Regions from separate parts of the Homo sapiens genome. Here region 2 is linked to region 1. A link is a contact called in ENCODE Hi-C or POLR2A ChIA-PET data. All regions are on one chromosome and are shown on one strand. Each heading gives the region's core, a stretch centred on a gene start or an enhancer-like site at or near the end of the contact. The rest is flanking DNA. Distances are from core to core; before and after follow the strand shown.

Region 1 (4,937 bases), core at 976-3,475:
CTTTGACCGGCAGCTCTGTGTATTGGTGGATAGATGCAGAAACAAGGAAGAAATGGAGTCTGCTCCTGAGAAGCTTCAAATTCAGGCCAGGAGAGAAGTCTTAAGAAAAGACCTCCAGCAGTTACACATTCATATCAACCAGCACAACACGGGATGGCGCCCAAACTCCGGCGTTCACAAGAGGAGACGTGACGTGGTGGGCTGAGGTTAATCAGGGAAGGTTTCCTGGGGGAGGTGATCCTTGAACTGGCTCCCGGGGAACATTCAGAGCATGATTGGTAGACAGAAGGGTGCAGAGGCGCCCAGGGGAGTACATTGCCCCGTGCAAAGCAGGGGCATTGGGGACTGTCTTGAGACCCTGAGGGGGTCAAGCCCCTCCTTCCCCAGCTGCCCCTCCTTCTAGAACCTCTGCACATCTAGCCTCTGGCCCTCCTCTTCACTGCCTCCACCTGCTCCCGCTTGCCATCCCTGTCTCCTCCATCCTGGCTGTGCAGTAGGAATTCCAGGCTCCTCCCTGTGTCTTTGCTGTTCTTCAGACTCCATTTATAGAGAATGAGGGCTGATAACAGGAATACAGTGGCAAAGACTAGACTGTGGAAAGGGTTCCAGAAATCTTTTTTCTTTTTTAATTAAAAAAAATATTTGCAGAGATGAGCTCTTGCTATGTTGCCCAGGCTGGTCTCAAACTCCTGGGCTCAAGCGATCCTCCCATCTCAGCCTCCCAGAGTGCTGGGATTACAGGTGTGAGCTACTGCGCCCAGCCCCAGAAATCTCAGTGCTGTTTGGAGCTCCATTTCTCATTTGATGACTTGCTCTGCGTGGGGAGGTGGGGTCTCATTCCCCCAACTTCCTCAGGGAGGACCCCTGCCCTCCGCTGCTCCTCTGTCCTGCTAGCCTTCCTCCAGGAAGCACACTGGGTGCAGATAATCAGGACATTCCAGAGATCCCCAATTTAAGAGGGTCATTTCCATCTCAGGGGACTCCCGGATGGGTGTTTCCGCTCTCAATAGCCCCTCTTGTTTTACCAGGAAAGATCCAGTTAAATCACCCACTGAGGTGACAGCTCATTAGCGGGGAGAGAGATGGAGCATCGAGTGACACTGGGCCATCCAGGCGGCTCTGCTCCCACCAGACAGGAGCTAGGCCTCACTGGCAGGGGGGCTGCCCACAGCCTTTTCAGGGGCTCGCTTGGCGGGTGACGGGGCCGCAGCCAGGCCTTCTCTCCCTGCCCCTTGGTGACCCCGTGGCTTCCTGTCTGCTGGCCTCTCCTGCTACTTATCACTTCACCACGAACTCTCTGCCTGAGACTGGGGAAGTAAGCGGGTATCTTCTCAGTGAGCATAGGTTGGGGACTGTGATCTTGAGAAGCCATGGGCCAGCAATACCTGCTTTTCTGAAGCCCCCAAGGAGGGCTCTGACATTCTTTTTAAAAACACCACAAAGCAAAATTCCCAGGACATGTGTAGTTTTGTTTGTTCAGTATCCCACAACTTAAGGCTGGGAGATGGAACTCTTGGTTAAGGTCGATTTTTCTGTCTGGCTTCTCCGCACCTTCCACTTGCTCTCTGGATCAGGCAGATATAAACTTTCTAGCGCATTTTGAGAGAGGGCTTTCTTGGGTGAGGGAGCATGGCAAAGTCGGTTTCTCTCTGGACTGTTTACACTTCAAGGCGGTGGATTTAGAGGAATCCTGGCTTTCATTTTCAATGCCAGTCTGAGACATGTTCCCAAGCCGGGGCTCTTGTTCACACCACTTACTCTGGCCACCAACAACAACCCAGGCCAGACAGAGCATCTCTTTTTTTTTTTTTTGAGACAGAGTCTCTGTCGCCCAGGCTGGAGCCCAGTGGCGAGATCTTGGCTCACTACAACCTCCACCTCCCGGGTTCAGGCAATTCTCGTGCCTAAGCCTCCCGAGTAGCTGCGACTACAGGCGCCGGCCAGCATGCCTGTCTAATTTTTGTATTTTAGTAGAGACAGGGTTTCACCATGTTGCCCAGGCTGGTCTCGAACTCCTGAGCTCAGGCAGTCTACCCACCTCAGCCTCCCAAAGTGCTGGGATTACAGGCGTGAGCCACCGCGCCCAGCCAGAACATCTGTTTTTACACCCAGAGAGCGCCCCTCGTTAGGACAGAACCACGGTGCCCAGAGCCAGGAAGCCGCCCTCCTGGCGCCCAGCATCTGAGCTTCTACACGTGATGGGCGGGCTCAGGAGAGGACAGGGAGTCGTGGTGGAAGTTCCACAGCTGGCCGCGTGGGGGGGCCCTTGCACCGCACTGCCGCCTCCTGACTGCCCCTATCCCCGCAGCCCCTGTGCCGGATTTCATTTCCCTCCTCTCTCCCAGGGTACCTGGCCCCAGCACTCTCCCATCTGTTCTTCAGGAACCGACTCCTCTCCAGTTGCAACACCAGGGAGAAAGGGGCCTCCACATGCCCAAGTACCCCTGCAGGATGAAGGGCAGGCCGGCCCTTGATGTGCCATTTCTGAATAATAGTCACTGCCGCCGAGTCTAGGATGTCCTGTTCTAACTCAGCCCTGCCTCGGATGCACCACCGATCTGTGCAGAGTGGGTGTGGGAGTGTGGGTGAGGGTCGAAATGCCAAAGGTCTACTTTCCAGAATCAAGTGCCTTCTGCAAATCATGTTGGAAAAGTCCAAACCTGGAGATGTCCCTGTGCCTCCGCCCCTACCCACCCCTTTTCCTTCAGCTGTGTTAGGAAGGAGAAGTTTTCAGAACCCTCTAGGCTGGTGGCTTTCAAACTTCAGACCATGATCTGCAGCAAGAAACGTGCCTTCCATCATAAATCAGTCCATTTGTTTACAACTGTGTTCCAAGCAGGTTTCATAAAGAAATTCTTAACCTTAGAACCTCGGATATCCTCTATGTTTTAGTTTTCATTTTTTTAAAATGCTTCTTAAAATTCACTAAATTGGGCTAGGTGTGGCTCATGCCTGTAATCCCAGCACTATGGGAGGCTGAGGTGAGAGGATCACTTGAGCCCAGAAGGTTGAAACCAGCCTGGGCAACATAGTGAGACCCCATCTCTACAAAAAGTTTTAAAACCAGGTATGGTGGTGCCCTCCTGTGGTCCCAGCTACTCGGGAGTCTGAGGTGGGAGGATCACCTGAGCCCAGGAGACTGAGGCTGCAGTAAGGTGTGATTGCACTATTGCTCTCTAGCCTGGAAAACAGAGTGAGACCCTATCTCAAAAAAAAAAAAAAAAAAAAAGGAAAGAGTGATGACAACAGCCCAGGGAGCAGCCCCGCTCAGAACCCAAGTCCCAAGTTCCAGCACTGTGTTCCCAGGCAGGCTGTTTGCCTCTTCCTGGTCTGGAAGCCCTTGGGTCCTATGGTGGCGGCAGCTCCCACAGTCCAGGTTCCCTGGTGGGGACCAATGATTCCATCCGCATGGAAGCCCACGTGTGCACTTAGGGGCCCATAAATGGCAGAAGGGCCCCTCCTTTGGGAGACCTTGTCAGTCAGCATCTCTAGGGCAACCGTGATTGCCATTTGTAGAGGGGAAGGAATCAAGGGACTTTAAGCTAGATCAAAATCTGGGGACAAATTCTCCTGCTAACTGCAAGTTAAAATAGGCCCTTCTTACTGAATTTCCCTGTTTGTTTCTCTGCAGACAATGCTTTAGCCCTACTCTTGGGCCCCCAAGTTAGCAGAGTAATCAAAGCTTCCTACCGTTTGGCCTACTATTCCAGACTAGTCCCTCGAGGGGTTCCCTTCCAAAATATGCAGGGCTCAGGCTCCCAATTCCGGGCCTGTCTGCTTTGCTTGTGTTTCTCCTGTCCCTGTTCTCCCGGAGGGCCCAGGTGGAACTCACGACAGGGAGGGAGACGCTTCCCAAAAACCTGCAGGGCTATTTCCCAGAATTTGGTTTTCAAGTACAAAACTTTTTGTCCTGTAAGATATATGCAGCCTCACAGAAGCAGCCTCTGCCTCCACTTTACCAGCTACGTTTTTATCTTAAGCACATGGGGCTCCCTTAGAACTTACTCCACTGATTTAAAAAAAAAAAACTGCCTGGCAGCATCTCAGTGTCAGAGTGAGCACGGCACAGGAAAGGCCCGTGGTGACGAGGGTGAGGTGGCCACAGTGACCGGACGACAAATGAGACTCTGCAAATGAGACTCCAGAGGGTGAAGATCTGCGGTCTCCAGACATCATAGGCCATGTGACCCACTAGGGGCCGCTTACCCCTGGCCGTCCGCTGGCTGAACTGAACGCATTCCCTCTCTCCGCAACTCTCCCGTGAGGCTGCACCCGTGTGGGTAGCACTGGAAGCGGCACTGTTTGCATTGTACATAGGAAGGAAGGAAGTTCTTCCAGCCTCACCAGCACCTGGCAGCGAGTCAGAGCCTGTGAGGGCATCCGAAGCAGTGATGCAGTGTCAACCTCCCAGCTGGTGCCACTCTGCCCTCGGGGGCTCCAAGCATTGTAACTCAGTCATGGGAGCTGCCTCTTTGGAAGTGCAGATTTATTCCTGTAATAATCCTGCCTGCTTTTACCTCTCGTCCACTGACCAGCAAGTGTGAGTCCCGGTGTCAGTCGGCACAGTCCAGTGTCCATCTGCATTTGCTCATGCAGAGGGGGTGAGTTGGGCACTCCCTGTTGTTGGTTTTCCTTTTGCAGCACACTGGGCAGTCTCCCTATAAAACAAAAACCCCACCTTCTGTGCCTTCTGCTTTAGAGCAGAGCTCCCCCTCCCATTTCCTCAGTCTTCCCTGCAAAATCTGTCCACCGGGGAAGGCAGCAGGAACCCTGGGCAGCGGGTGTTCTGGGAAGGCTAGTGACAGCAGATGTCATCCAGGAACAGCCACACACGGTTCTCCAGGCCGCCGTCAGCAGCTCAAGGTGGGGTATGAGTGAGAAGCTGAGGATCTCGCAGCTTGTTGCTGAGCAAGGTGCAACCGGGCTCATGCTGTCAT
Region 2 (4,937 bases), core at 859-3,358, 57 kb after region 1:
GCCCTAATCTGATGGTTAATTGAGGAGGGATGGCAATCATGATGAGGGCTCAGGGTTCGTAGCTGATGAGTTTTCTTTCAAGCCCCTGAGAAGTGGCATCGTTGCGGACAGAGGTGGGAGGTGGTGTGGGGAGAATCTTGGGCCAGATTCTGGGGAGGCCAGGACCACCTGCAGGTTCCACTGTGGCTGGAATATTCTGGAGGCTGAGGAGAGCCAGCACACAAGGTGGCAGGTGTCGGAGAGGGATGTTGACTTGGAGCTTGGGTCTTGTTCTGGCCGGTCTGATGGTCAGCGGGGGCAGGCAGCCCTGACGTGTAGGGAAGCGCTGCGTTAGGTCACCAGGCACCTCCAGCCCGCACCCACCCCACCCGCCCGGACGCTCTTCTCAGCCCCTTTTTTTGTTGTCTGGCTGCGTCAGACGTCTGGGCTTGCAAGGAGGTTCCTGAATGGGCCTTGGAAATAGGTCACTCCCTTCCCGTGCCGCCAGCACTGACCCAGATGTGACCTTCCCCACGGTGACAGTGTCTGGCTGTCACTCTTTGATGCTGGTGGTGGACGGGCCAGGCGGCCGCCCCTCCCCAGCTCCGGCCTTCGAGGACTTTGCGGCCTCTGCAGCCACCTGCCGGACATTCCTTCCTGCTGCCATGTTGGAGGGGGGTATCCATGGGGCCTCTGTCCCGGCACTCAGCCTTTTCGCTCTCACGAAGTGCCCTGGCTGGGCTGGCGGCTTTGAGCGTCTGGATGAAACATTCTAGTTCCCGCCGAGCCGAGGGGGGCTGTGGCTCCACTGGGCCCCTCTCTGGCCCCAGCCCCTTGGCGGGGCGCTCAGCAGTGGATGTGCCCTCCATGGAGTCACTGGGGACTTTCCATGTCTCCCCCTGGCTGGCTGTGGAGCCTCCCTCGCGGCCCGTTGGCAGAGATCTCAGGGGATGTCAGAGGGTGCTCAGCCTGGCACTGGGTACCAAGGCTGACCTTGAAGGTCAGAAGTCAGTGGTGGACTGTGCTGCCCTCATGGGGGTCTGGAGCCCTGTCCACAAGCAGGGGCTTCATTGGAGCTCAATGTTTAGCCTTCGTGGAATCCAGATGTAAACAAAGCGGAGAAGGGAGAATGGCAGACGCGCCTCCCTGCATGGAGATGGTCTTGCACACATGGCTGCCCGCGCGTCTCCAGGCACCGAGAGCCCATGTTGGGCAGATTCTGGGGATTCAGCCTTTGGAGGTCCTCAAGGTGGCTGGTCCTACAGGCCTCAGTGAGACAGTGCTATGTCATTTTGCTGCTAGTTTCCAGGGTCATGAGGAATACATTTCTTCTGCTGTTGCCCACGGACGGCAGGGGCTGTGCCATGTGGGACCTTGGAACCCGAGCCTTCTCCCATCCCTTCCTCTTATATCTGCCCTCTCTGTGGCCCATGGGAAATTCAGGGGGTCTTTTCCTGCAGGAAGGAGAGCCAGGGTGCAGACCCGGAGGAGGTGGGCCACTTGCAAGTGACTACCCACAGCTGTCCTTGATGGCCCAAACTCGGGCCGCAGAACCCCTCCTCAGGCCAGCCTGGTTGCTCTGAGCCTGGTTGCTCTGTCATGGCCCCACCTTTTTTCCTAGGTTTTTCAGTCCATATCTTTTTTTGTGTGCCAAAGTGGGGAACCATATTTCTGGTAGATAATCACTGGTTTTTCTCATCCGGCAAGTGGACACCTCTGACGCAGCTGGAATGGGCCTAGGTGGGAGGGACTTTGTCTTTACTACCACGTGGAGCCGGCACATAGTGGGACTCACAGCTCTTCATGGCATCGATGAATCGTGTCCCGATTAGCTGTTGGTGGTGTGCCATCTGCGGCTCTGCTCTGGTGAGTTCTGCTGCGATCCTGTGGCTCAGCACGTGGTAGGTCCTCAGTGAGGCTGTGATGAGCGTGGGGGCGTCTGGTGCCTGGGTGCACATCCCTGGCTGTCCTCCATGGTGTCTCTCTGTGCCCAGCCTCTGGAGGGTCGGCTCGGAGGGCTGTGGGCCCGGGACTCGGTGTGTCCGATGAGGAAACCAGCTTGGGTGGGGAGGGGGAGTCAAGACAAAAGCCTGGTTGTGCCCTGGGAGAAAACCCAAACCTGGGTTTCCCTGAGGCTGAAACTGCCAGTGGCCAGCCTGTCTTGTTCCTATAAAGGGCACTTTGTGTGTGGCTCCTGGCAGGAGGCAGCGGCCAGCCAGCATCTCCCGGAGCCCAGAATCTCTCTGGGAATGAGCACAGCCACCTCCGAGCCACAGCTCACTCTGACAAAAACGCTTGTGGCCCTGGACTTCTTAGAGCCAACACTGGGCCAGACAGTCGTGTTTGCGACAAGTCTGTTCGCCTGGCCGTGGAGCCAGCACGGTCTTGTCGGATCCAGACCAGACAAATGCTTTCTTGGAAAAGCGAGTGGGGTGGGGGAGCAGGGACACCCGGCCTGGCGGGCTGGTGGATCGGAGGCGCCTGTGAGCGGGTCAGTACTGGGTAGGCAGCCCCATTGGGAGCCACAGCCACTCACTGGCTGCTGCCTCCTGAATGGGCAGCCGGTGTGGATGCAGTGGCTGCACTCGCTGGAAGCTGGGACTCCAGAGCTCAGCACGTGGAGTTGGATGAAGCTTCCTGTGCTCTCACTGTAGACTGGGCTTCCCCCAGCCGGGGCGCTGGGCATCCAAGAAGACCTGTACTCCGCCCTCCGGCCTGAGCCAATGCCTCCCACCACCACCCCCCCCCCCCGCCCCGCCTCCACCGGTGCAGATGGAGAGCTGTCCCCACTCCTTGGGTCCTCACCAGCCCTGCACACTAGGGACAGTCTGGGCTGTGTGGGATTGAGCTCTTGCCACCTTTGGGGAGTGAGTTCTCAATGAATGAGGGGCCTGGAAGGCAGACCTGGGGCAGGAGAGCTTTGGATCCAGTGGGGAAGGTTCCATAGCAGGTCTGGGACAGAGAGATGGATGCCTGCCCACCTCTTCAGGAAGGTGGTGTGGGCGACCCTAGGCCCTGCTTCTATGGGAGCGGCATTTCTGCAGAGCATGGTGGTGTGAGCAGGTGGCACCGTGGAACAGACAGTCACTCAGCAGGCATGTATTGAGCACTTACTCTGTGCCAGGCACTGTGCCAGCCCCTGAGGCACAGTGTGAACAAGACTGAGTTCCAGCCCCTGTGTTCTCACAGGGGACGGGTCTTAAGCAGATAACCAAGTGAACGTCATTGTGAAGTTCCATGGGGAAGCTCAGAGCATGGCACGGGGGCAAAGGACGTTTGCCATTTGGGCAGGATGGCTGAGAAAGGCCTCAGTGACGTGGTGACCTCAGAGCAGAGCACTGAGGGAAGTCGGGGAACAGCCACCTGGGGCCTCAGGCCCGGTGTGCCCAGAGCCAGGCAGAGGACTTGGGAAGTACAGAGATCCTGAGGCAGGAGCTTGGCAGGTACCAGGAACAGCCAGAAGACCAGTGGGGCAGGCAGGAGAGAATGGGGGAAGGAGGTGACAGAGTGTCCTGGGTCCTGGCCAGGAGGAGTGTGGGCTCCATGAGGTCAGAGTGACCTGTCCCACTCCACCCCTGCATGTCCCTTAGTTCATCTGTCCCCAGGAGGGTGGCTGGGCTGCCGACACGTGGGGAGGTCGGGTGGAATGTTCTTGGTGGGGCTGAATTTAGTCTTCCCTGCCTTTCATTGGTTGAGGTTTTGGTGCTCATGAGAAGACTTCTTCAATAACAAAGAACCAGCCCCTGGGACCCTTTCCAATCTGCGTTTATTCCCAGCACCACCCCAAGGGCTGGGCAGGTTGCTTTTCTGATCCTCAGTCTCCCTGCGCACTGGAGGTGGAGACACCCAGGGGCCACTCAGACTGGGCCCCGTGGAAGCTCTTGGAGTCTCTGAAGGGGCCACAGAAAAGTCAGTGGGTGGTGTCGGAGGAGTCACCTCACACTGCCTGGGCACAGTGGCCAAAGGCATGACCAGAGGGAACAGGGAGGCAGGAGGTTCACCTCGAGACCACCAGAGTCACTGTCTGCATGTGGCTGAATGTTCTCCCTGGTGGACTGGTGGGGGAGGGCTTGGTTTGCTCTGAGTGGGACATGGGGTGTGAGTCTGAGAGCCCCAAGAAGCTGGGGGACCAGAGGCCTTGCTGAGGCTCCTGTGCCCCGTCCCAGAAAGAAGCCACTGAGGCTAAGCCACCCTTGGTCAGCTGCTTCCAGAGAAAAACAGCAGCCTGATCATCAGCCGTCTTCCCTCCCACTGGCGGAGCAGAAATGGTAAGCCCGCTGCTTCTGAGGGGCCTTCCTCATTCCTGCAGTTTAGTCTGTGTTGGTTTAATCGGAAAGGCTTATTGCCTCTGAGTCAAAACACAAAAATCCCCGTGGATGCAGCAGGGTGTTTGCTGCCAAGGGAGCAGCTGGCGCCTTTTTTAGGTGGAGGCGGGGACCCTAACCCCTTCTTTCCTGCTTGCTGCCCTTTTCCAGACTTCCAGATTGGAGAGGCACCTGGATCCCGAGAACCCCAGCCTCCTTGCACCTGGGGGTCTTGGCTTAGGGGCAGGTGCTCAGGGCAGGGCACTGGGATGGTTCCTCATTCTTAGATGCATCTGCCGTCGTTTCGTGGGGAAGAGACTAGCACAACCCCCAGTGCCCACTTGCAGCGCTTCCGGGGGTCCCAGGATGGCCCTCTAAGCCCACGGCCTCCACAGTGGCCACTCATACGATGATCCCCCTGAGTATGGGCAGAAATTGGTAGCTATTTTTATCTCATCCAGTTTCATTTCTATTTTTGGGATGTGTGTTTCATAATGTATGTAATCTATCGATACAGAAGCATGTGAGTAGCACGTATGCATGGATATGTATGTCTTTGGCAGATACATGCTTAAAAGTCGATCGCCAGGCAAGCGCATAACTAAAACAGGATAGTAGCTGCTGGAAATGAGGTTCTGGGGTGTAAAGGGAAGG

Evidence for each region. A loop is a pair of places that touch in the nucleus more often than their neighbours do. ChIA-PET counts read pairs that join two places held with the same protein, here RNA polymerase II (POLR2A). Pooled maps may share reads with other maps.
Region 2: a map of mammary epithelial cell shows a loop between it and region 1 (4-fold over the local background). The contact joins two enhancer-like sites. A Hi-C loop is called at or near these places in 3 of 168 maps with a recorded cell type or tissue (astrocyte of the cerebellum, mammary epithelial cell and posterior vena cava) and 11 of 50 pooled maps. POLR2A ChIA-PET finds 5 or more read pairs at or near these places in 3 of 52 experiments (OCI-LY7, WTC11 and activated CD4-positive, alpha-beta T cell).

The regions. Positions count from the first base shown.
Region 1 is chr1:9,265,031-9,269,967 of GRCh38, forward strand. It overlaps H6PD (hexose-6-phosphate dehydrogenase/glucose 1-dehydrogenase), which reads left to right. Exons shown (of 5, transcript NM_004285.4): 5 at 1-4,937. Among named protein-coding and RNA genes, the nearest start is that of SPSB1, 25 kb to the right of the region's middle. Within about 2 kb of position 2,226, at least 4 of the 41 ENCODE cell types and tissues checked have a DNase peak (open chromatin) inside an H3K27ac peak, as active enhancers do.
Region 2 is chr1:9,322,508-9,327,444 of GRCh38, forward strand. All of the region lies in intron 1 of SPSB1 (splA/ryanodine receptor domain and SOCS box containing 1), which reads left to right. Among named protein-coding and RNA genes, the nearest start is that of SPSB1, 32 kb to the left of the region's middle. RefSeq lists a silencer at 403-697. Within about 2 kb of position 2,109, at least 2 of the 41 ENCODE cell types and tissues checked have a DNase peak (open chromatin) inside an H3K27ac peak, as active enhancers do.